Regions from separate parts of the Homo sapiens genome. Here all the other regions are linked to region 3. Evidence: chromatin loops called from intact Hi-C (ENCODE). Cell type or tissue: prostate gland. All regions are shown on one strand. Each heading gives the region's core, and the rest is flanking DNA. Links, peaks and the distances in the headings are about the cores only.

Region 1 (8,485 bases), core at 420-8,419, 1.2 Mb before region 3:
CCTGAGACTTTGCTGATGTTGTCTATCAGCTTAAGGAGATTTTGGGCTGAGACAATGGGATTTTCTAGATATACAATTATGTCATCTGCAAACAGGGACAATTTGACTTCCCCTTTTCCTAATTGAATACTTTTTTTCCTTCTCCTGCCTGATTGCCCTGACCAGAACTTCCAACACTATGTTGAATAGGAGTGGTGAGAGAGGGCACCCCTGTCTTGTGCCAGTTTTCAAAGGGAATGTTTCCAGTTTTTGCCCATTCAGTATGATATTGGCTGTGGGTTTGTCATAGATAGCTCTTATTATTTTGTGATACATCCCATCAATACCTAATTTATTGAGAGTTTTTAGCATGAAGCATTGTTGAATTTTGTCAAAGGCCTTTTCTGCATCTATTGAGATAATCATGTGGTTTTTGTCATTGGTTCCGTTTATCTGCTGGATCACATTTATTGATTTGCATGTGTTGAACCAGCCTTCCATTCCAGGGATGAAGCCCACTTGATCATGGTGGATAAGCTTCTTGATGTGCTGCTGGATTCGGTTTGCCAGTATTTTATTGAGGATTTTTGCATCAATGTTCATCAGGGATATTGGTCTAAAATTCTATTTTTTTATTGTGTCTCTGCCAGGCTTTGGTATCAGGATGATGCTGGCCTCATAAAATGAGTTAGGGAGGATTTCCTCTTTTTCTATTGATTGCAATAGTTTCAGAAGGAATGGTACTAGCTCCTTCTTGTGCCTCTGGTAGAATTCGGCTGTGAATCCATCTGGTCCTGGACTTTTTTTGGTTGATAAGCTATTAATTATTACCTCAATTTCAGAGCCTGTTATTGGTCTATTCAGAGATTCAACTTCTTCCTGGTTTAGTCTTGAGAGGGTGTATGTTTCCAGGAATTTATCCATTTCTTCCAGATTTTCTAGTTTATTTGCATAGAGGTGTTTATAGTGTTCTCTGATGGTAGTTTGTATTTCTGTGGGATTGGTGGTAAGATCCACTTTATCATTTTTTATTGCGTCTATTTGATTCTTCTCTCTTTTCTTCTTTATTAGTCGTGCTAGCAGTCTAGCAATTTTGTTGATCTTTCCGAAAAACCAGCTCCTGGATTCTTCGATTTTTTGAAGGGTTTTTGTGTCTCTATTTCCTTCAGTTCTGCTCTGATCTTAGTTATTTCTTGCCTTCTGCTAGCTTTTGAATGTGTTTGCTCTTGCTTCTCTAGTTCTTTTAATTGTGATGTTAGGGTGTCAATTTTAGATCTTTCCTGCTTTCTCTTGTGGGCATTTAGTGCTATAAATTTCTCTCTACACACTGCTTTGAATGTGTCCCAGAGATTCTGGTATGTTGTGTCTTTGTTCTTGTTGGTTTTGAAGAACATCTTTATTTCTGCCTTCATTTCGTTGTGTACCCAGTAGTGATTAAGGAGCAGGTTTTTCAGTTTCCATGTAGTTGAGCAGTTTTGAGTGAGTTTCTTAATCCTGAGTTCTAGTTTGATTGCATTGTGGTCTGAGAGGCAGTTTGTTATAATTTCTGTTCTTTTACATTTGCCGAGGAGTTCTTTACTTCCAACTATGTGGTCAATTTTGGAGGATAAGTGCAGTGTGGTGCTGAGAAGAATGTATATTCTGTTGATTTGGGGTGGAGAGTTCTGTACATGTCTATTAGGTCCGCTTGGTGCAGAGCTGAGTTCAATTCCTGGATATCCTTGTTAACTTTCTCTCTTGTTGATCTGTCTAATGTTGACAGTGGGGTGTTAAAGTCTCCCATTATTATTGTGTGGGAGTCTAAGCCTCTTTGTCGGTCTCTAAGGACTTGCTTTATGAATCTGGGTACTCCTGTATTGGGTGCATATATATTTAGGATAGTTAGCTCTTCTTGTTGAATTGATCCCTTTACCGTTATTTAATGGCCTTCTTTGTCTCTTTTGATCTTTGTTGGTTTGATGTCTGTTTTATCAGACTAGGATATGCAACCCCTGCATTTTTTGTTTTCCATTTGCCTGGTAGATCTTCCTCCATCCTTTTATTTTGAGCCTATGTGTGTCTCTGCACATGAGATGGGTTTCCTGAATACAGCACACTGATGGGTCTTGACTCTTTATCCAATTTGCCAGTCTGTGTCTTTCAACTGGGGCATTTAGCCCATTTACATTTAAAGTTAATATTGTTATATGTGAATTTGATCCTGTCATTATGATGTTAGCTGGTTATTTTGCTCATTGGTTGATGCAGTTTCTTCCTAGTCTTGATGGTCTTTAAAATTTGGCATGTTTTTGCAGTGGCTGGTACCGGTTGTTCCTTTCCATGTTTAGTGCTTCCTTCAGGAACTTTTCTTTTAGGGCAGGCCTGGTGGTGACAAAATCTCTCAGCATTTGCTTGTCTGTAAAGGATTTTATTTCCCTTTCACTTATGAAGCTTAGTTTGGCTGGACATGAAATTCCAGTGCTTCCTTCTAAAACTTTTCTTTTAGAGCAGGCCTGGTGGTGACAAAATCTCTCAGCATTTGCTTGTCTGTAAAGGATTTTATTTCTCCTTCACTTATGAAGCTTAGTTTGGCTGGATATGAAATTCTGGGTTGAAAATTCTTTAAGAATGTTGAATATTGGCCCCCACTCTCTTCTGGCTTGTAGAGTTTCTGCTGAGAGATAAGCTGTTAGTCTGATGGGCTTCCCTTTGTGGGTAACCCGACCTTTCTCTCTGGCTGCCCTTAACATTTTTTTCTTCATTTCAAATATGTTGAATCTGACAATTATGTGTCTTGGAGTTGCTCTTCTCAAGAAGTATCTTTGTGGTGTTCACCATATTTCCTGAATTTGAATGTTGGCCACGATGCTAGATTGGGGAAGTTCTCCTGGATAATATCCTGAAGAGTGTTTCCCAACTTGGTTCCATGCTCCCTGTCACTTTCAGGTACACCAATCAGACGTAGATTTGGTCTTTTCACATAGTCCCATATTTCTTGGAGGCTTTGTTCATTTCTTTTTATTCTTTGTTCTCTAAACTTCTCTTCTTGCTTCATTTCATTGATTTGATCTTCCATCACTGATACTCTTTCTTCCAGTTGATTGAATCGGCTACTGAGGCTTGTGCTTGTGTCTTGGTTTTCAGCTCCATCAGGTCCTTTAAGGACTTCTGTGCATTGGTGATTCTAGTTAGCCATTCATCTAATTTTTTTTCAAGGTTTTTAACTTCTTTGCCATGGGTTCAAACTTCCTCCTTTAGCTCAGAGTAGTTTGATCGTCTGAAGCCTTCTTCTCTCAACTCGTCAATGTCATTCTCCGTACAGCTTTGTTCCATTGCTGGTGAGGTGCTGCATTCCTTTGGAGGAGGAGAGGCACTCTGATTTTTAGAGTTTCCAGTTTTTCTACTCTGTTTTTTCCCCATCTTTGTGGTTTTATCTACCTTTGGTCTTTGATAATGGTGATGTACAGATGGGGTTTTGGTGTGGATGTTCTTTCTGTTTGTTAGTTTTCCTTCTAACAGTCATGACCCTCAGTTGCAGGTCTGTTGGAGTTTGCTGGAGGTACACTCCAGACCCTGTTTGCCTGGGTATCAGCAGCAGAGGGTGCAGAACAGTGGATATTGCTGAGCAGCAAATGTTGCTGCCTGATCGTTCCTCTGGCAGTTTTGTCTCAGAGGAGTACCTGGCCGTGTGAGGTGTCAGTCTGCCCCTACTGGGGGATGCCTCCCAGTTAGGCTACTTGGGGGTCAGGGACCCACTTGAGGAGGCAGTCTGTCCATTCTCAGATCTCCAGCTGTGTGCTGGGAGAACCACTACTCTCTTCAAAGCTGTCAGACAGGGACATTAAGGTCTGCAGAGGTTTCTGCTGCCTTTTGTTTGGCTATGCCCTGCCCCCAGAGGTGGAGTCTACAGAGGCAGGCAGGCCTGCTTGAGCTGCGGTGGGCTCCACCCAGTTCGAGCTTTCCAGCCACTTTGTTTACTTACTCAAGCCTCAGCAATGGTGGGCTCCCCTCCCCCAGCCTCACTGCCACCTTGCAGTTTGATCTCAGCCTGCTGTGCTAGCAATGAGTGAGGCTCCATGGGCATAGGACCCTCCAAGCCATGCGTGGGATATAATCTCCTGGTGTGCCATTTGCTAAGACCATTGGAAAGGTGCGGTATTAGGGTGGGAGTGACCTGATTTTCCAGGTGCCATCTGTCACCCCTTTCTTTGACTAGGAAAGGGAATTCTCTGACCCCTTGTGCTTCCCGGGTGAGGTGATGCCTTGCCCTGCTTTGGCTCACACTCAGTGCACTGCTTCCATTGTCCTGCACCCACTGTCTGACACTCCCCAGTGAGATGAACCCAGTACCTCAGTTGGAAATGCAGAAATCACCCATCTTCTGTGTCGCTCACACTGGGAGCTATAGACTGGAGCTATTCCTATTCAGCCATCTTGGCTCCACCCCTGTTGTCACTTTTTAGGGAAAGTATTTGCTGAGCTTCTTATTCTACCATTTTGGAAGTCCCCTTTTCAGAAATATTTAATTGTTGATAGGCATGATTTAGTTTCTACCTAGTTTTTGATCAAGCATCAAGCAGTTGAGATTCTTAGATAATCAAGTGCATTTTACTAATGACTCCATAAATATTATATTCTGATTTTTAGAAACATATCCATATTAGAAAATGTACATGAACAGGGCTAATTTTCTTCATGTATTGGAATGAATGTTTTGTATTTATTTTTGAATTCTTTTCCTATCCAAACTCTACAATTGAAGATAATGGAACAGGAGATAAAATTGAAAGCTTTTGAAATTGTCTAGATAGTAGACTGAATATTTGCGATGTATTTTCTACTCTCTTTTTCTTGATTACATTTTAGTAATATGAAATAAAAACGGTCAGCCATTAACAGCAGAACATATGCAACCTATTTAAACCAAAAGTCTTTCAAGCATCTCAGGAGCAGACCTGAGAAGCTTTTCTAAGTTAAATGTACAATAATCATCTAACAAGAATAATCTGACACTTTATATGTGACCATGATGGCAAATAAAATTGGATTGCTCCCAATTTGATAGCCCATGGAGGGTTGTACAATAATTTTATGCTAATTCTAAAAAACCTATGATTTCTACTTTTAGAAATTCATGATCAAATTTATCTTCTTATCTGTGTGGAGTTTAGGAAAGAAACACATCATGCTAAAGACAACAAAAGCCTGAACAAAGTCCCTCTATTTAGTCAAAATAGAATTTCACAAACAATGGAGTTTAAAATTCAAATGTCTTCAAAGCAGTTGTAATAATAATTGTTTCCACTAAGGTGTGCTAGATCTCCAAATATTATTCATGCTCTCCTTGTCTTACCACACTGCACTGAATTTCACCGTGTTCATTGCCTTCCCCAGGGCTGCCAAGCATTTACCACACAGGAGGTTTTTAAGCTGGAGCAACAATGTGCTGCACACAAATTCAGCTAAAACACAAAAGAAGACAAGAAATCATTTAAAAATGTTAAATGAAAAGAAAAAAATAGTTGCATTGTGAATTGGTGATTTTTATAAACAGACTCAGGTATTGACTTTGATTTTGCAGAAATAATTTGGTTTGTTTGAGAAATTCTAGAAGGTTAACCTAATAGGAGGAAGTTTTTCAGGCAATTTTTCTTCTAATAAAACTCTCTAATGTCCTATTATTATTTATAACTAGTGTTACGAATGTAAGTTATCTTTTGCTTTAATAGCGTATCAGTCTGACGCTATCATTTGTTCATGATGATTTAAATCCCTAGAGGTTCCTGAGATCATCTAGTGAAGTTTGAAAAACAACTAACACAAAAGAGCAGCTCTAAATAGTGTGTCAGGCAGAAGATGGCACAGATTTGGGAGTATAACAAAACCTTTTAGTCTGTAGAAAGAAAAATTAATTCTTATTATTTGCAATACTGAAGTTATTTTTTTAAACAAATCTTAAAGTTATCAACTAGAAATTTAGCTATCTTGGTAAAAGCCTTCTCTATAGCTGGTAATTTAATGATAGACTCTGAAAGATTTGCCAGGAGAATGTGCTAACTTTTCCCAGAAACAAAATCTGGGTTCTTCATAGGGATTTCTATGCACACATCCACCTTAGTTTGAAAGCATTTTTATATATGCAAATAACTTTTTTTGGTCATGTAATTTTACTTAGAATGTGAATGGGAGTTTCTTTTTTTTCTTGATTTTACTGTGATTTCAGTTAAAAAGACAACTTGCACTTTCTCACCTCTAAATGAATATGATTGCTTCAGCAGCTTGTCCACTTAAATAATTTGGTTTCATGATTTTGATTATATTCACTAATCATTGTAATCAATGGCCATCTTAATAGTAATTTTTAAAATGTCAGCACTAAATTTACATTAACCTTAAAGAAAAACCTCAAATATTTTAGTACTTAAATTGTTACCATAATTTATTTTTGTAAACAAAAAGCAGTTTATAGTCAGTTGAACAACTGGAAATCAGTTGATAAGTAACTAGATATAGATTGTTTTAAAAATAAAAAATTTTTTGGATCAAGCTGGAAAGTTTTTACCAAAATCAATATTTTTTCATATATATAGTTGTAGTTTCGTAGTTCATGTTATTATAAAATATTATCTTACTTAGACCAAATTTTATATTTAAAAAGTCTTTTTGGCTACGATACAACTCCTTTTGTTTTGATAAATTTTCAAAGTAATAGTAATGAAAATGCATAATCAAGTAAGTGAATTTTCATATACATGAAAAATTTCATTAGAGTATTGGAAAAATGACATGTTTTATAATTCTATTGCCTTTTCATGTGGTTATTAAATTAGTGAGTTGACAAATGTGAAATGACGTCTGTACTTTTACTGAGATATGTTGTTTAAGTAACAGTAGTGTGACTGGGAGACAATTTAGGACAGTAGAGTTTTTACACTCTTAACCGGGAAAATTTTTTCATTTGTGAGATCATTTGAGTTAATTTATTGTAACTACTGTATCCATAATTTTTGCCTGCTAAAGAATGGCGATTATTATTTCCTAAAACCTTAAATAAGGGCATAAGATTAATTAAACCCATTTTGTTGATCCAGAGGAAGAAGGAAGTATTTTGTATTTCAAAATATAAGTTTAGAGAGATTATTATTTGATGTTATGGAAATATAAAACAAATAGAAATTTTATACCCTGTGTTTAAACTTCAGATTTTTAAAAAGTACTTTCTAAAAACAAAGAGGAATGGATGTTGAATATCACACACAGCTAAAAGCTAATAAGAGAAAATTGTAATCATGCAGGAAGGTATTTAAACCCATTAATTACTTGTTAAAAGGATATAAATGAGAAAATAAAAATCTTCAGCATTTAGAACAGCAGCCATTCCTGCTGAATGGAAAGCACTGTGCAACTTGAAGGTAGATTGACTGGAAACTTTGGGAGGCAAGTAAATGGTGCCTGACTTGCGTTAAGACACAGCATTTCATCTGGTTTAGTTTTAGTTTAGGTTTAGGGCATTAATATGTATCTTTTCTAAAAACAAAGCATGTTTTGAATTTATTTAGAAATTCTACCCGGAATATTTATACCAATTAATACTCTATATTTAACACACACAAAAAATAAAAGGCCCCACTCCATTTCCTCTTTGACAATAAATGGAACTAAGAAGTCTTCCCTAGGAATGCTTTCCCAGAAATATTTAAAATAAATACAATTAAGATAAATTCCGTAGATAATTTTTTTGAGAAACGTGTGCATGTAATGTAGAAAATTTAAGTGTTATTATTTATTTGAGTAAATGGGGTAAGGTACAAGCCCTGTGTAAATTAGAAAACATTGCCCATCTACATCTGAAGAGGAATTTGGCTTGGTTCGATGCCAAGGGTCAAGTAGAGGCACAAATCTCACATGTTGGAGGTCCTGGGAGCCTGACCAGGAGGACTCAACGGAGGACAGATGGAAAAACTACAGACTGATCTTATTTCACAACTTTAGGAGGATCACTCTGAATTTATTTTTCTTTAAGTAGGAGAGAGCTACATTGTACATACGGAAGCTTAAGTTTGGAAAGAGGAAAGCTGAAAAGAGGAAACTTCCAAACTGTTTGTGGACAGGTGGGACAGGGTGGTGGTGAGGTGATGGTGGAGACCAAATCTTGGAAGACCCAGGTGATGCTGTATTATGTGCACAGTGTCATTCCCCTGAAAGCAAGTCAGCTTACAGAGATTCAGGACCAGAGAAAAGATAAATTATAGTAAGAGGTCAGGAAGGTAAAAAATACAGATCCAGGATTTTTTTAAAAAATTAAAAGTGGTCTACAAATTTGATTATATATTTCTTGGTAGTCAAAGAAAGTTATTTTCATCATCTATGGAGAGAAAGTATATCAGTTTCTCATAAAAAGCAAATAATTTCCTTTCATTGTGTTCTAAAAGAATATAGGAGAGAATTTTATGATTAGTAGTTTATTACTTTGTATTAAGATTTTTGTCTTTAATTTTTCTTTTAAAATGCAAAAGCTGATAGCAAA
Region 2 (8,485 bases), core at 420-8,419, 58 kb after region 3:
TGAAATAAAAGAGGATACAAACAAACAGAAGAACATTCCATGCTCATGGGTAGGAAGAATCAATATCGTGAAAATGGCCATACTGCCCAAGGTAATTTATAGATTCCATGCCATCCCCATCAAGCTACCAATGACTTTCTTCACAGAATTGGAAAAAACTACTTTCAAGTTCATATGGAACCAAAAAAGAGCCCGCATTGCCAAGTCAATCCTAAACCAAAAGAACAAAGCTGGAGGCATCATGCTACCTGACTTCAAACTATACTATAAGGCTAAAGTAACCAAAACAGCATGGTACTGGTACCAAAACAGAGATATAGACCAATGGAACAGAACAGAGGCCTCAGAAATAATGCCACGTACCTACAACTATCTGATCTTTGACAAACCTGACAAAAACAAGAAATGGGGAAAGGATCCCCTATTTAATAAACGGTGCTGGGAAAACTGGCTAGCCATATGTAGAAAGCTGAAACTGTATCCCTTCCTTACATCTTATACAAAAATTAATTCAAGATGGATTAAAGACTTAAACGTTAGACCTAAAACCATAAAAATCCTAGAAGAAAACATAGACAATACCATTCAGGACATAGGCATGGGCGAGGACTTCATGTCTAAAACACCAAAAGCAATGGCAACAAAAGCCAAAATTGACATATGGGATCTAATTAAACTAAAGAGCTTCTGCACAGCAAAAAAAACTACCATCAGAGTGAACAGGCAACCTACAGAATGGGAGAAAATTTTTGCAATCTACTCATCTGACAAAGGGCTAATATCCAGAACCTACAAGGAACTCAAACAAATTTACAAGAAAAAAACAAACAACCCCATCAAAAAGTGGGCAAAAGATATGAACAGACACTTCTCAAAAGAAGACATTTATGCAGCCGAAAGACACATGAAAAAATGCTCACCATCACTGGCCATCAGAGAAATGCAAATCAAAACCACAATGAGATACCATCTCACACCAGTTAGAATGGTGATCATTAAAAAGCCAGGAAACAACAGGTACTGGAGAGGATGTGGAGAAATAGGAACACTTTAACACTGTTGGTGGGACTGTAAACTAGTTCAACCATTGTGGAAGTCGGTGTGGCGATTCCTCAGGGATCTAGAACTAGAAATACCATTTGACCCAGCCATCCCATTACTGGGTATATACCCAAAGGATTATAAACCATGCTGCTATAAAGACACATGCACACATATGTTTATTGTGGAACTATTCACAATAGCAAAGACTTGCAACCAACCCAAATGTCCAACAATGATAGAGTGGATTAAGAAAATGTGGCACATATACACCATGGAATACTATGCAGCCATAAAAAAGGATGAGTTCATGTTCTTTATAGAGACATGGATGAAGCTGGAAACCATCATTCTCAGTAAACTGTCACAAGGACAAAAAACCAAACACCGCATGTTCTCATTCATAGGTGGGAATTGAACAATGAGAACACATGGACACAGGAAGGGGAACATCACACAGCAGGGCCTGTTGTGGGGTGGGGGGAGGGGGGAGGGATAGCATTAGGAGATATACTTAATGCTAAATGACGAGTTAATGGGTGCAGCACACCAACATGGCACATGTATACATATGCAACAAACCTGCACATTGTGCACATGTACCCTAAAACTTAAAGTATAATTTAAAAAAAAAAGAAAAAAAATTATCTTGACAAAGAGTTGTCCTCAATGCAATATTACAATAGTCCCTACTAATCCTAGGAGGATGTGTTCCAAGACCCCCAGTATATACCTAAAACCACAGAGAGTACCAAACCTGATACATACTGTGTTTTTCGATCTGATGATGAGACAGAAACTAAGTGACTGAGGACGGAGTAGCCTCCACAATGTGGATATGCTAGACAAAAGGATGTTTCATGTCCTGGGCTGGACAGAACAGGATAGCACAAGATTCCATCACGTTATTCAGAATGGTGCGCAATTTAAACTTCTAAATTGTTTGTTTCTGGAATTTTCCGTTTAATATTTTTGGATCGCAGTTGACTGTGGGTAAAACTGAAACCTCAGAAAGCAAAACCACGGATAAGAGAGGACTACTGAATTACACTGAGAATTTGTGGGATGCCGTGAAAAAGAACCATTCTGCTTACCTTACTAGGAAATACATACGAATGATTTGAAATTAAAGTAATGTAAGGAATAAAAAAATAAGGTTTGTATGTGTTTCTACAATCATTCTTGGCATGGATATTGGATTTTTAAAGCTACTTACAAATGCAGATGCAAAACAGCAATACAAGCCCACTACTAAAAATAAACGATACTCACTTTTCTTTTCCCCATGTGAACTACTCTTAAGAGATCTTCTTTGACCAGAAGAGACTCTTCTCATCTAATTGTAGTAAACATTCTTTTCTTAGAAATGAAACGTCAACCTTGCAAATGCAGTATCAATAAATTCACTATTACATGAAGGTTGAAGAAGGCCAGAAATTTCTAGTTAGATGGGAAAAATCAAAAGACATCTTCTCTAAGTGTCATAGAGTCCTGAAATGACTTTAAATTCAGAGCCATTTCCAGTCCTGTAAGACATAAAATGTAGTACTTGTGTCAAGTGGATTTTCGAGTGGATTATTTATTTCCATCTGTCTCATATTTATGGGCAGGTCGAGTGCAAGATCAGAGGCTGCTTGAGAGACATAAAAAGACTGTACTCTAAAGAAAAGAGCAAAGTTTAAACAAGAAAATAAGACTCAATGTTTGTAAAATTAACTGAAAAGCTTCAGGAATAGCTATAGTTTTTCACAATTCAGGCAATTTCATGTATAGATTTTAATTTGCAAACATGAAAATTTGACAATCCCCACATTATTATAAAAAGAATATGTAGAAATGATTGTTTATAGAAACAAAAAAGATATGCATGCACGTATTTCCTAAGAAATACATTACAGGTCAGTTTTATCTACTTAGTTTTATTTTCTTTGTCTCTATAAAACTAAGTTTCAGTTTCCCAAGTTCTCCTGCAGTGAACGCTATTCAATTTTAGAACTCTCATTTACCTTTCCTAGGAAACTCCAATCTTCATTAAAGTTTGTACCAACAATTAAGCAGGAAAGTAAATAATTTGATATAGTCATATTTTAAATAAAGTTTCTTGACTTATCACCACACATTAAACCAGTACATAATTTATATTAACTGTAGATCTATATCCTCAGAACTTTTTAATTAGTGAATGCTTTATTTCCCTAATGTAAGCACTGTTGTTTGTTGAGAATCTTATAAAATATTAAAGAAGTTACTCTGATGTCCTTAGATAAAACTAAATTAACTTAGAAAATGAGAAAAGCATAATTAAATCGGGTACTATGTAGCATTCTACCAGTCCATGATTATAGGTGAAAATAATAGCTTGTACTAAAAAGAAAATATGTACAGCATTCATTGGTCTTTTGGGGTAGTTCACATTAAAAATGGGATATTTTGGCCTGGTGCGGTGGCTCAGAACTGTAATCCCAGCACTTTGGGAGGCCAAGGTGGGCGGATCACCTGAGGTCAGGAGCTGGAGACCAGCCTGGTCAGCATGGAAAAACCCCATCTCTACTAAAAATACAAAAATTAGCCAGGAGTGACAGTGTGCACCTGTAATCCCAGCTACTTGGGAGGCTGAGATGGGAGAATCACTTGAACCTGGGAGGCGGAGGTTGCAGTGAGCCGAGATCATACCATTGCACTCCAGCCTGAGCAACAAGAATGAAACTCCATCTCAAAAAAAAAAAAAAAAAAGGAATATGTTTAGAATCAAATAATTTATGTCTTACAATTTATGAACAATTGTTAAGGGCATGAAATACAGTTTTTAGGGGATCAGAATTTGCCAAATAGGATCTTTCAGCTTTCTTTTAACTTGAATGTATATTAAGTAGTCTTTATTCTGAGCAGCCTTTGCTTTCTTATTTAAGTGTTCTACACCATTATTAACCTGGGACTAATCCCAGGTAAGCTTTTCAAATAGAGAACTTGTTGTAACATTGATTTTTTTAAAATGTTAACTTCATATCTCAATGGCTTGTACAACAAAAGATCTCTTCTTGCACATGTGTCTGGCTTGGGTTAACAAAGGTTTCTCTTCTTCATGGTGTTTTTGGAACCTGGGCTGAGGGAGACTTCTCTATCTTGTGATGCTGGAACACACAAACACACATGGCTTTAACGCTTGCTATAGCAAAGGAAGAGCTTAGAGAACTCACAGCCACTCTTATGAGAAGCACTTTATTTCTGTTCACAGCTCATTGGCAAATTTTGTCCCTGAGTACTTTAAGGAGTGTTAGGAAATTTTCAGGCAAAAGGAGAAAAATCAATTATGGTGAAGACTATTATCTACCACCTCTTACTCATTAAGTTTTCAGTTTGCTATTCTTCTGACACATAACGCATACTCGGCACTACCACATGGGAAACAGCCTGAAGCCCATCCAGTCAGTCCCTTAATCTCAAAGTCCAGAGCGTCTACGTGAATGCAATAATCCCTCCCAAGTCCAGAGCTTGTTTCTGTTGGTCTGGAGACCTCTAAATTTAAAAGCCAAATTGCCTGTCCTACACACACACACACACACACACACACACACACTCTAAATGAAGGGGTGGCAGAGCCAGAATAATTACAATAATACTCACTTTTAGAAAGGAGAGGAACAGGACATACGTCTCAGCCCATTTAAATCCTGAAGTCCTGCGGAGCACAAGCAGCAAAGGCTCCCCACCGGTATGTGGCTTCTGTCTCTACCCTATGACAGTTTCTTTTTTTTTTCCATTCCCTTCTGTGACTGTATCTGAAAATAAGACTCCACAGCTTTGCCAGCCCCCTTTTGCTCACATAAGCTTCAGTGCACAAAGGTCATTTTCAGCCTCATACCGTCAAAGGCTTCTTCAGTCCTGGCTTGTGGTCGTTTCGGCAGCACATTACCCTCAAATACTTAAGAGGCTTCTTCTCCACCCGTTTCCAGTCCCTGCCCTGTGCCAGTAACTACACTCACACTTTCAAATACCTGGTTCTTGGATCTCCTAGAGAGCTCTTTGTTTTCTCAACCCCATGTCACTTTCTCTCAATTGGATGGGGCGACCTTCAACATATCTGCAATAACCTATGGGAAGGCCTCACTATTAAGGACTTTAGTCAACTTAAGGTCTTTAATCAACCAAACAGTTTTCTTGAATGCTCTGTAAAATCCCTTTGCTTACTGCTTTGGGTCAAGAGGCAGTTGTTTTTTCCCATACTGTAGGAATCCTCATTTCTAGATCCTCTTTATTTCTTCTCATTTCTGCTTGTGAGCCAGCTGATTCTTTCCTGAATTCATTTTTGTTTTAACGGTACCTTGCCAAACATAGCCAATAGCAGTTAACATCTACTATTTTGGTTCTAGTTTCCCCCTTTCATCCAGGAGCTAAAAGGTACCTAGGCCTATGGTCTGCCTTCCAAGTCCTGACTTATCACAGTTTCACCAAATGTTTTACTACCATGTAACATTAATTTTCTTCTTTGCCCGCTTCAGGGTCAACATTCTCAACACTTGTCTACTGCCTGCTGAGTACATATAAAGGATTTTGTGATAGCAAAACTCAATTTCTAAAATCCATTTCTGGATTAGTGAGAATAAATTGGGTTATACTGTGGTAACAAATTAATCACACAATCTCAGTGGCTTATGGAGGCATGGGTTAATTTCTTGTTCACATGAAATGTTCAGTTTATGTGGGAACTCTGCTCCATATAGTCATTCAGGGAACCAAGATACTGGTTGTATCACTGTCTTTTAGTCGCTGTCTCAACTTTTGGATCCTGAGGTGGCCAAATCAATAGGAATTTACAATCATACTTTTAAAGTGACACATGGCACTTCCTCTCAAAACCTTAGTCTACAATTAGATGCATGCCCCTGCCCTAATGGCAAGGGAGGTTGGGAAGTCTTTACATGGGCCTAGGAAGGAGAGAAATAATGATTATCATGGGGGCTAGTGATTTCCATCTCCCTGTATTTATAATATTTAGATACATGGGAATAAGCCATAGCAACATCATTTGATCACCACCATTGTTGAGAAACATTTTTCAAAATATTGGATTATGACTATGAATGGGAAGAAAGAGTTTCATCCATTTCTTTTTAATTATAAAAACACCTAGTGACTAATAATGTATACAAGAAAGCTATATAACAATCTAATTGGCTCTTCATGAAAAATCTTCCTTCATAACTAATGATCCCACTTTGAAAACAGACGATCGAACAACAGCAAAGTCAGGAAACAGTAAGAAGTGGGGCAGGAAAATGGAGAAAGAGAGATAAGTCAAAGGAGAAAAGGAATCGTGGTAAAAAGGATAGTGGCAGCCGTGCTAAGTTATTGGATACTACATCCATCACTCCAGCACCCAGCATTCTGAGAAATCAAAAGAGGGGGAAATAGGAATCTCATAGAGATGAAAAACCATCAGGACCTAATGAGACAAGCAAAATACTTAAAATATTTGCAAAAGTATTTGAAACAAAGGTTAAAATTTTTACTTCATAAATAGCTCATTCAAATTGATAAAAATATTTTTTATAAACCAGCTCTCTAATACAGAGATAGGATCCCATAAACTCTATCTATAAAGAATCTGAGAGTAAATACTTTAGGCTTTCCAGGCCATAGAATCTCTGCCACAACTATCTGATCCTTCTGTTATAACAACAACCACAAAAACATAAACAATAAAATATGTAAATAAATGGGCAGGGTTATTTCTCAATGAAACTTTATTTACAAGAATAGGTAGCAGGTTGAATTTGGTCTGCAGCTCAGAGTTTACAACCCCTTGCTCTAATGAAAACAAGGGCAAAGAACTGTAAGAGGATTTCTAACAAGAATAAACTACTCAATAAATAGAATAAGAAAACAATGTTCAACCACACTAGTAGTAAAAAAAGCAAAGGAAAACAATAACGTTCTTATTTTTACCTACAACATTATGAATTAAATACCATAATACATGACTAGAGAGAAGGAGAGGATATTAACATAAATTTCACAAACTATCTGAAGGCCAAATTCATACATATTATACATATATTAATATATAATATGTATACATATAATACATATATTAATATATAATATGTATACATATAATACATATATTAATATATAATATGTATACATATAATACATATATTAATATATAATATGTATACATATAATATATAATTGTGTGTGTATATATACATATTTTCTTATATATATAAGAAATATATAAATTCATATATGTATTTCTATATATATGTATGTATATACAAAGAGAGAGAGACTTAATTAGAATTAGGAATTCTTACTAAGGACATGTGTTTGGTTTGAATTTTTAAATTCTAATTAGTCAAATGCTATTTATAGATGAATTAGGAGCAAGATAATAATTCTAGGTTGCCATAATAGTAGTTTATTTAATAAAAACTGCGCACTTTTATAGCCCCATTATTTACTGGCAGAACAAAATGGTAACAAGCGCAAAAAGTCCTACAACCTCTCTACTGATTATAAGATTTCTCAGTGTTAGCAGCATGAGGTCCCCTATTCAGTTCCATTGTTATCACCTTCCTTCTTCCTATGGATTGAGCAGCTGTCTGAAGAAATCATATTAAGCAAAAGCTAGAAGCATGTACTTTTACCCACAGGACTGTCCACCTTGCATGAGAAATCCTAATGTCCCCATTTGTCCATGAGTCTGACAATCTTTGGATAAAAATATTTCCATAGCACCTTTAAACTGTAAGCAGAGTCATTCCCAAGTTTTGTGAGTACTTGAAAAATGAAGATTCCACTAAAAAGTAAGAATTGTTCCCAATATCTTCTCAACTATTGTAAATAAATGGAAGCACAGGTTTATGAAGTGTCTCATACCTAATAAATCCTTTTTCTCTTTTTGAAGTTATCTTTTTTCTTCCCAGATCACAAAAGCAATACATGGATCACTGACAAATGTTACAAAGAAAAAATTAAAAAGAAACAATACTACATGATGCTAGTACTTAGAGTTAATTACAGTAGGTATCATGACAAGTATTCATCCAGATTTATGTGTGTGTGTGTGTGTGTGTGTGTGTGTTTGCCAAACTAAGATCTGTTAAACTATTCTTTTCATTTCATTTGCTCTATTTCACTTAAAACAGCATAAAGCATTTTAATGTACATAAAGAAAAATGAACTCCTTCACTTTTAACCAGACTGCATTCCATTGGAAGCGTGCACCATAAAGTAGTTACACAATCTTCTACTCGTGGACATTGAGCCCACAAAACTATTTTCACTCTTATACACTCTAATGTGAGCATTTCAATACCTGTATTTAGGTGAGGTTTTCCTATTAGTTTCCCTAGGATAAATTCCTAGAAATGCAATTTTCTATGTCTAAGAGACTCTAAATTAAAAATTTCACATTATATTAACAGATTAACCTTTAGAA
Region 3 (8,485 bases), core at 117-8,116:
TAGAGCTGGGGGTGGAAGAATTCAATGTGGTCTCTGTCCCCAAGGGGCTTTCAGTCTAGTGGCAAAGACGTACACACATGTGGCCCTACAGCAATACTGACTGGCACACAGGCAATAAAGGAGATGAAAAGGGGTGGAGAAGTGAGAGATTCTGGTCGTGATGATTTGGAGAGATTTCACAGAAGAGGAGACATTTAACTTGGTCCTTGAAGCAAAAAAGGATCTAGACTCTTAAAAAATGGGAAGGCATTTCACACAAAGAGAAAATCTCTATGCTGGCATTGTCTTGAATTTTTGAATGCAGGAGAAAATGGAAAGAAATTAAGTGATCTGATCAAGGTGATAACAAGAGAAAGAGTCGGAGGTACACTATAATTTTTAACTCCGGGGTCAAAATGGTTCCTGCTACATTACATTGCTTCCTTCTCGAGGGGAGACAATTTCTCTGCTTTCACGACCACCTTCGCCCCCCATTTATTTCTCCACGTTGCTACGCCCTTTACAGGACCTTGCTAGGATGTCCACAGAAAAACACAGAGGCAGCCACGTCTTCATAAAACACATTACATTTCGGCTGTGTCTAAAAATCAAATGAACACATGTAGGTATATTTTTGGCCCCCTTTCCTCACCATTCTCCATCATTTCAAAGGAATGGGAGTTTGCGCTGTCGCCACATGGCACACTCAATAAAATGTTGATCCATTCCTTTAAACCTTCCATTTTTCTACTTCAGTTTGTCAAGTGTTCCCAATTCCAAGAAATCATAATTCATACTGTGCGGGAGGTTGCAGATTTTTGGCTCTGGAGGTTGTGCAGATGTTATTCCTTAAGGAAGACGATCGTGATTGCCTATGTGAGTAATAGCTGTGAGTCGGCTAGAAGCCAAAAGTTCTCTTACAGCAGAATGTATAAACCATTCTCCTACTGAAAGAAGGCCCCCAGTAGGATAATATATTATTACACATGATTCAAATTACAGGATCTGCAGCAGGGGAGCTCGTGACTGATTCAGGACAGTCGCCCCCTGAATACTGATGATGGGATGATGGAATACCTCATGAATTAAAAGGGCCATGGTTTCCCATCTAAATCCTTCATATGCTTTAAAAAGTGACTATGCCTATCATTGCATTCTCTAAGCTTCTTAAATGAATCATGCACTATTATGAAACCCTTGTCAATATTTTTAAAATTCCATGTTTTTGAATAATTATATTCAAAACATCCTTTTAAAAGAAAGACAATGAAACTTCACCTTCTCTGCTAGAAAACTGTGCGCCTTTAACGCAAATATGCAATAAAGATATGACTTAATAGAAATTGCATTGAAGTGTGACCCAGTTTTGCTCTCTGGGATTTTATAAAGCAACCTGAAATCTTCACATGCCACATGTTCCAGCCTCTTTAAGTTATCTATAGAAAAAATGACTTTATCCCTGACAACTAAATACAAATGTGCAAGGCAAAATTGTATTTCCACAGGTTTTCTGCAGATAAATGAACTCATTTGTGAACGTTATTTAATTTGATCTACTTTGGTTATGTAACAATCCTATAAATTTGCTAAAGGTATTACATTGCAAATGGATAGCAGGCATTTTTATAGAAACACTAAGGCAAATGTTAAATATTACACATTTTAAAAAAACAAACTGTATTACTGCAATATATTCTGAAATAATACGTAAGCTGGTCCCTTAACTTCTTTTCAAGCTGGTTCTTGTATTCATTTTTTCTAGTAAATGGATGCAAATCAGGTGCATTGTGCTGGGATGGGAAGGGGGAGATTTGTCCAGAAATGACCTCAGTTCTATTCATTAATAAAATGACAATGTTGGCTGAGAGCAGTGGAGAATGAAATATAACAAGAGTGAACTTTCCTCCATGTGACAGATGCATACAAGTGCTTTTTGGATAAAGCACTGTATGTAAAATGGCCACTGCAGCATAAAATCTGGAAACGTTAAAGGAAGTTCTAAGATACAGATTGTTTGAAAAACCTGCAACTTCCATGGCAATGCACACCTTATTCTCTGTTGCCTTGTACAATTCTGAACCCCAACTTGGAGAAGCATGTATTCATTCATAAGAAGAGGGATCAGACAATATAAACAGAGGTTTAATGTTGTTAAGAATTTTTTTTAAGAAAGAGAAGATAATTTTTGCAAGTTCAAAACAAAATAGAATTGTACCCAGAATCACTTTCAGTGACGGCAGACACCAATGGGGGGGGGGGGGGGGGAGGTAAAAGCCATCAGAGAGAATGTAGCCACATTTTTGCATAGCGGTTTAAATTATGCCAGCAGAATAATTAATGGAAGGACCTAATATGGAAAGGGGGGGGGGTGACAGGAAAGGGGGAAGTCTATGTTAAACAAAGTTCATTACTGCATGATGTAAATGAGTTTCTCACCAATGATGTCACTGATTGGCTGAGCTGCAGAGCTGGCTTCGAGCATGGCCGGATTGGCTGCTAGCTCTTCTGGTGCCTGCCTGCTCGGGCAGCGGTTGAACCAGATACTTTCTGTCTCTCTTGTTGTCGTTTGAAGCAAATCTTGTTCAGCCCAGCTGTGTCTCCATAGTAGTGGCACCCTAAGAGAGAGTCTCCCTCCTGCTTCCCACAGCTCGTCTGTGAGGCGGTCGCTGCTGTGAAATACCAGCTCTTGGTACCAAGCCCAGACAGCGTTCTCAGATCCATCTATAACACACACACACAAAAAGAAAAATAGAAAAAGCAGTTCTTTCATCTGAATTGCATCCTAAGGAGGATTAAGAAGGCTTCTATTGCTACTGATTTGTGTTCCTTCAATTTGATGGTTAAAATAGTTTTTGAAATACAGTATCTTCTCATCTGCAGTAGAACACCATTGGTTAAAATTGGTTAAAAAGATGGGGGGAACCCCCCTCTCCCATGTTTACCTTGATTTCAGAAAAATAATTCTTCATTTTCTTCCTAAGCACCGTAACTGATGTTTTTGGTCCCCTACCAGAATTTTTAAACTCTCACCAGATTTCTAATTACAGCCGAGTCATTATTTTTCAGGTTAAGACAAGGGATCTTAATTAGCATTCTTTTTTAGCTATGCGAAATGAGACAGGGCATGAAACAGAAACAATCTATGGAGAGGCAGAGAGAGAGAAAGAAAAAAAATCTGTGCAGCTTTTACAGTTGAGCTGACACCCCCTCCTTCCCCGCTCTCCCTCCACCCCCCTTGCAAAAAGAATGCAGTCATATGAACTTTACCAGACAATGGAGTACCTACAGGCTCTCCCCTAGACAAGTCCTTTATAACCAGCCAGTGCTATGTGCTGCAGACAGTGGCCAATCGGCAGGCTCCTTTCTGCAGCAGGGACACAATAGGTGCATTGGCCACACTGTCCTCCTAGACCCTGACAGCAGTTCAGGTTCATTCATTGTACACTGGAAGGCACATATGTCTTTAATATTCACTGTGAAATTATCAGTGCGACTGCCTTTATTTCACCATAATTACATCAACCTAATTACCGCGCACAAGCTGCAATAGCACTGTTTGCACAGAGTGGCGCATAGCCATGCATGCCGTAAAAATATGCATGAACATGCCTGCTTATTTCAATAATAAAATCCACCAATTTTCTTCCCACAGCTTCCTCCAGAATACTTCAGTGGAAGATAGCCATCGCTTTTCCCCTTCAAAAGAAAAAAGCATATGTGTGTGTATAATACATATATATACATACATATACAAATAATACATATTAATTAAACATTTTCCTAGTCATTTATTGGGGTGAAGTATAGGAGTAGAATCTAGTCAGTAAATACAAGGTCATTAAATACCTAAGGCATTTACCCCGTATTACTAGGCATCAGAGTGAAGGAGTAAGTGAATCTGCATGAATCACTATAGCCATGACTACATGCCGATTTATTTTGAGTCTAACTGTCATGCACATCTGCATATGCCTAATTTATGTATTTTTATATTACATAATTATGTCATGCCTTGAAACACTGACTCAAAATGCTTGAAAAATTAAATCTTCGCTTTTTGTGTATTAGTTCAACAGAGTTAGGCAGTCTGTGGTAGAAACTGTCTGCTTTTTTATTTTATTTTATGCATGTTACATTTACATATTCATGAACACAAAAGCTGTTATGACCGAGGATTCTGCAGCAGGGGATGAGAAGGCACGATCCCGCATACAGATGTATTAATTTCTAGGGGAAGAATGGCAGCCTATGATGACCAGGAAGAGAAGATGTTTGGGGGTTCCATTTGGGGTTTACCTCATTATATAATAAATGATGTCGCTAACCTGCCAACAAATGTTTAAGTATAATAAACTTGGAAAGTAAAGCCAATTTGTATTATTCGTGGCCATTCATCCACACTGTAAAAAAAAAGAAGCATTTTGAAATGCAGACTTCTGACTCAGGTCCTTGCAGGTAAAATAAAGGGGATGTGCTCAGAAGCTGCTCATTATTTCACAATTTACATATTTCTTGCTCCAAATCAGAATGCTAAGCTTTAAGCTTTGATTATTTTCTAAGTCGGAATTTTACCAATGTTTGCCTGTATTTATTGGTGTATTTTGATAGCTCATGATTCTGTAATCAGGAATGCAATTCATCATTAAAGTAGGCACATTAGGAGAAACAGTAACCTATTTATACTCACGGTGCTGTATGTTTATAACATATAATCATTCCAAAGAGAAAGAATCCCAATCATTTTTTATAATTTTTTATAAATTTATATTTTGTAGTCCTGGTTTTTAAATATATGTAAAATTGGTATCATAAAATGTATTCCAGTTGCTTTTGAATTTTATAAGCATTTTAAAAGAAAAGCACAGCTCTTCTATCTATACTTTCCAAAAATCAAGTTTTAATAGGAGGGATGGGGAAGCCAAATTCCTAACTAAACCAAAAGATCGTACGGCTCAATCATAAAAAACACAAATAATATAAGAAAATACTGCATTTTTATTCCTGAACTGCTACACACATTGAAATTGAAATACCTGAAATCATATATGTAAATTAGTTGCTTGATAGATAATGTAAAATCCTTTTTTCTCTAAGTGAATGCAGGTAATTTCAGAAAAAAGCAAAGCTTATGCAACTACTTGCCTTGCCTTTTTGATGATTTTCCTATTAAAGGCAAATTTGCCTAAATATTTGAATTAACCATAAAAATGTACTAGTAATAAAATTAAATTATGTAGACCTCATTCCTCTCTCCCCCTCACTTTCACACACACATATATATATACATATGTACATACACATATACATATATGTCATATATGTAAATACACATATGTATAAAACTGTGGCTGTCCTTTTTATTTCATAAGAATGTGTGACTTTTCTACCCACTCATCCCAATTCTTTGAACTGACACTGAACAACAACAAAAAAAGCTTAGGAAAATCAAAGAGGTCATACTTAACTGTGAGTTCACCATTTTGCTAAGTAAAAATCAAAACAGAGTTCAAACTGTCATAATATCACATAGATTTAGATCCCACTAACACATAGAATGTGTTTGGAAACTACTGTTATTCAAAGAATTTTACTGAATATATTAATTTCATAAACAAGATTAGTGGATGATTCATATCTGACTCATTTCACAAAATAGTATTTGTAAACAAACACTAAAAATATGGGAGGCCTTTCTTAAATACTACAATTCATTAAACCAGACAAGCTAGGCTTCCTACTTAGAAACACTCTGCCATTGAGTTGCTAGACATACTCGAAAAAAATATTGCATTTCTTATGGTATTCTACTATCCAGTTTTTACTAGCCCTCTCAGATCCCAAACACAAATTGCAATGATGAAATTTTAATATACTACTCAAATTTGAAATAATTTTGCAATAAAATTTTATTTGGAACCACTTTACTAGGTAAGTTAATCAAAAAGTAGACCTTAGAAATTTAAACCATCCTTTTATATAGGACATCCAAAGAAAATTAGTAACTAGTTAGTGTATTTCCACCCTATCATGCTGCTATCCTTAATTAAAATACGATTCTGATCGGCTGCTGTCAGGATATTTTTAATTGGTTGAGTTTTACTATAGATAAGGAATTTATGACCTCCTCCCATAAGATCAAAGACATGCATTTATAACATAACTGTATGGAGAATATAAACGTCATCTATGTTCCCAGGATGAAGGAAAGCAAACTTCTTTACAAAGATCAAAAGCTCAACCTGAGACATACAATCATGATGATCTCACCAAAAGAGTGAAGTCTGCACAAATTGGCTGTAAGAATGTGAAATAGCAGCCAATCGCATTAACTTTATGAATAATACAATGCATTCTATAAGAAGAGTGAACTTGAAAAGAGACACAAAAATAATAAAAAGCAACTTGTCTGTCTGCTCATTGACTTATTCTTATTAAAAAAAACTTAGTTTTAATAAGTATGGAAAATATTCATTAACATGAAGAGACCACTGTTTATCCCCCATCTACAAAATGACAAGCATTCAGATGACAGAACAAGATGCAGCTCATCATCAGAATGGCCCTAAATATCTGACTGCTTTTTGCCCACAAACTTATAGATTAAAAATTCAGTGTTTATGCTTTGGATTTCAAATACACAACCCTTGAACTATTTAATAATGATCATCTTTATAGGATGTGAAAGGCATAAGAATTTTAAAGGTGTCATTGATGGTTCAATTAGTCTACATTCTGATACCAAAAAACACTTCTCAGTGCACAGTTATGGTTGATCTTGTTTATATTGACCTCCAAAAGGTGAACAGTGTATCCCTGTGGGAAAACATGGCACCTCAATTTTTAAAACTGGCTTCTTCTCTTGCAAAGTTCCCAAACTCTTTTAATGGGATTATTTACTAAAGATACAATTACTTCATAAAGATAACATAATAAATCATGACATCTAAATACCCAAAGGAAAAGAAAATCTTCAAGCAGATTAACCAGCTAATGAGAAATATTTTATTAGAAAAAAACAGCCACAGGTTTCAGCAACTTTTAACTTGAATCTGATGGTCTATAATTACTATGATTTCTTTTCCTACATACAAGAAACAGCAGAGAAATTTAGAAAGAAAAATGAAAACCTTTCATCTGAGAAGTTGCCACCAAGTATCTAGGACTATCTCATTGTCTCAGAGTAATGATTTTCATGCAAATAAAAATTATTTTTAATATCCAGATGAATTAGAAAGAAATATTATCTGTAGCCAGGCACGGTGGCTCACACCTGTATTCCCAGCACTTTGGGAGGCTAAGGCTGGTGGATCACATGAGGTCAGGAGTTCGAGACCAGCCTGACCAACATGGTGAAACCCTGTCTCTACTAAAAATACAAAAATTAGCCAGGCATGGCGGTACACGCCTGTAATCCCAGCTACTAGGGAGGCTGAGGCACGAGAATCTCTTAAACCCGAGTAGACAGAGGTTGCAGTGAGCCAAGATCACACCATTATACTCCAGCCTGGGCAGCAGAGTAAAACTCTGTCAAAAAAAAAAAAAAAAAAAGAAAGAAAGAAAGAAAGAAAAAAGAAAAAGAAAGACATGCTCTACTCAAGCTCAAGCCATAGACTAAGTCCAGAATTATATTAAGCAGTAGTTATTAAATTAATGATTAACAAGAAAGTTGTCAGATTGTATCTCACAATCTGCATGTAGGGCAGTAAAAAAAATTGTTCACTGTATACCACAGATGCGCAAAGGAAACATGGCTTCTTCATTTTCTAAAAGTGATCTAATTTTCATTATATGCTCTACCCCACTGTGTAATTACGGATAAGGAGAAGAAATTAAATTTGCCAATTAATTTATCTCATTGCTTTTTGGTTTCAACAGCCTCTTCTGAGTTATTTCCTCTTAGGTGACAGATAGATGGTCCTCCAAAATTTTCCACATCCTGATCCCTAGAAACTGCATATATTACATTATGTAGCAAAGGATAATTAAGGATCCTGATGGAATTAAGGTTGCTAATCAGTTGACATTAAAATAGGGAGATTTTCCTAGATTACCTAAATGGATAAACTGTGATAAAATTATTGCTTTGGTGGGAAACTGGTGAAAGTACTAAAGTCAGGAAGACTAGAAAGTCAGAGATGATATCATGATATGTAGGATAATCTCTAAAATAATAACATAGGAATTTATTACTGCAAAGCTGTTAACAAGATGAATAAAATTTAAAAACTGATTAATCCAAAGAAAGGCAAAAGAAGAAATAATAAGTGGAACAACTAAAAGACAATCAAAAGAGTATTGATTTAAAGCCAGTTTTTCAGTAACTACATTAAATATGTTCATAAATATTGAACTCAAGGATTTTTAGACTAAGTATAAAAACATATTAACTGTGTGCTGTTTATAAGAGACAAACTTTAAATATAAGTATAGAGACCAATTGAAAGTAAAAAAGATGAAGAAAGAAATCCCCAAACACTACATTAAAAAAAAAGAAACAGATTACAAT

What was found. A loop is a pair of places that touch in the nucleus more often than their neighbours do. Peaks named below come from ENCODE experiments on the same cell type or tissue, not always from the same donor. Only the 100,000 strongest peaks of a DNase experiment are listed, where the experiment ranks them.
Region 1: a loop joins it to region 3, with 7 times the contacts of the local background. A loop is called at or near these places in 11 of 110 quality-filtered maps.
Region 2: it touches region 3 in a loop (4-fold over the local background); 9 of 110 quality-filtered maps call a loop at or near these places.

The regions. Positions count from the first base shown.
Region 1 is chr21:17,267,227-17,275,711 of GRCh38, reverse strand. LOC107985511 (a long non-coding RNA gene) reads right to left here. Exons shown (of 4, transcript XR_001754975.1): 4 at 4,551-5,420. Among named protein-coding and RNA genes, the nearest start is that of LINC01549, 170 kb to the left of the region's middle. In prostate gland, for the core only: a CTCF peak has its summit at 5,239; a DNase peak (open chromatin) is centred at 5,341.
Region 2 is chr21:16,007,921-16,016,405 of GRCh38, reverse strand. No RefSeq gene overlaps it. Among named protein-coding and RNA genes, the nearest start is that of MIR99AHG, 58 kb to the left of the region's middle. In prostate gland, for the core only: no CTCF peak of the experiment used is centred there; no DNase peak of the experiment used is centred there; H3K4me3 peaks cover 490 bases; H3K27ac peaks cover 3,372 bases.
Region 3 is chr21:16,065,329-16,073,813 of GRCh38, reverse strand. It overlaps MIR99AHG (mir-99a-let-7c cluster host gene), which reads right to left and starts at 3,326. Exons shown (of 10, transcript NR_136541.1): 1 at 3,247-3,326; 2 at 2,416-2,700. In prostate gland, for the core only: a CTCF peak has its summit at 3,490; DNase peaks (open chromatin) are centred at 2,543 and 3,323; H3K4me3 peaks cover 2,231 bases; H3K27ac peaks cover 2,948 bases.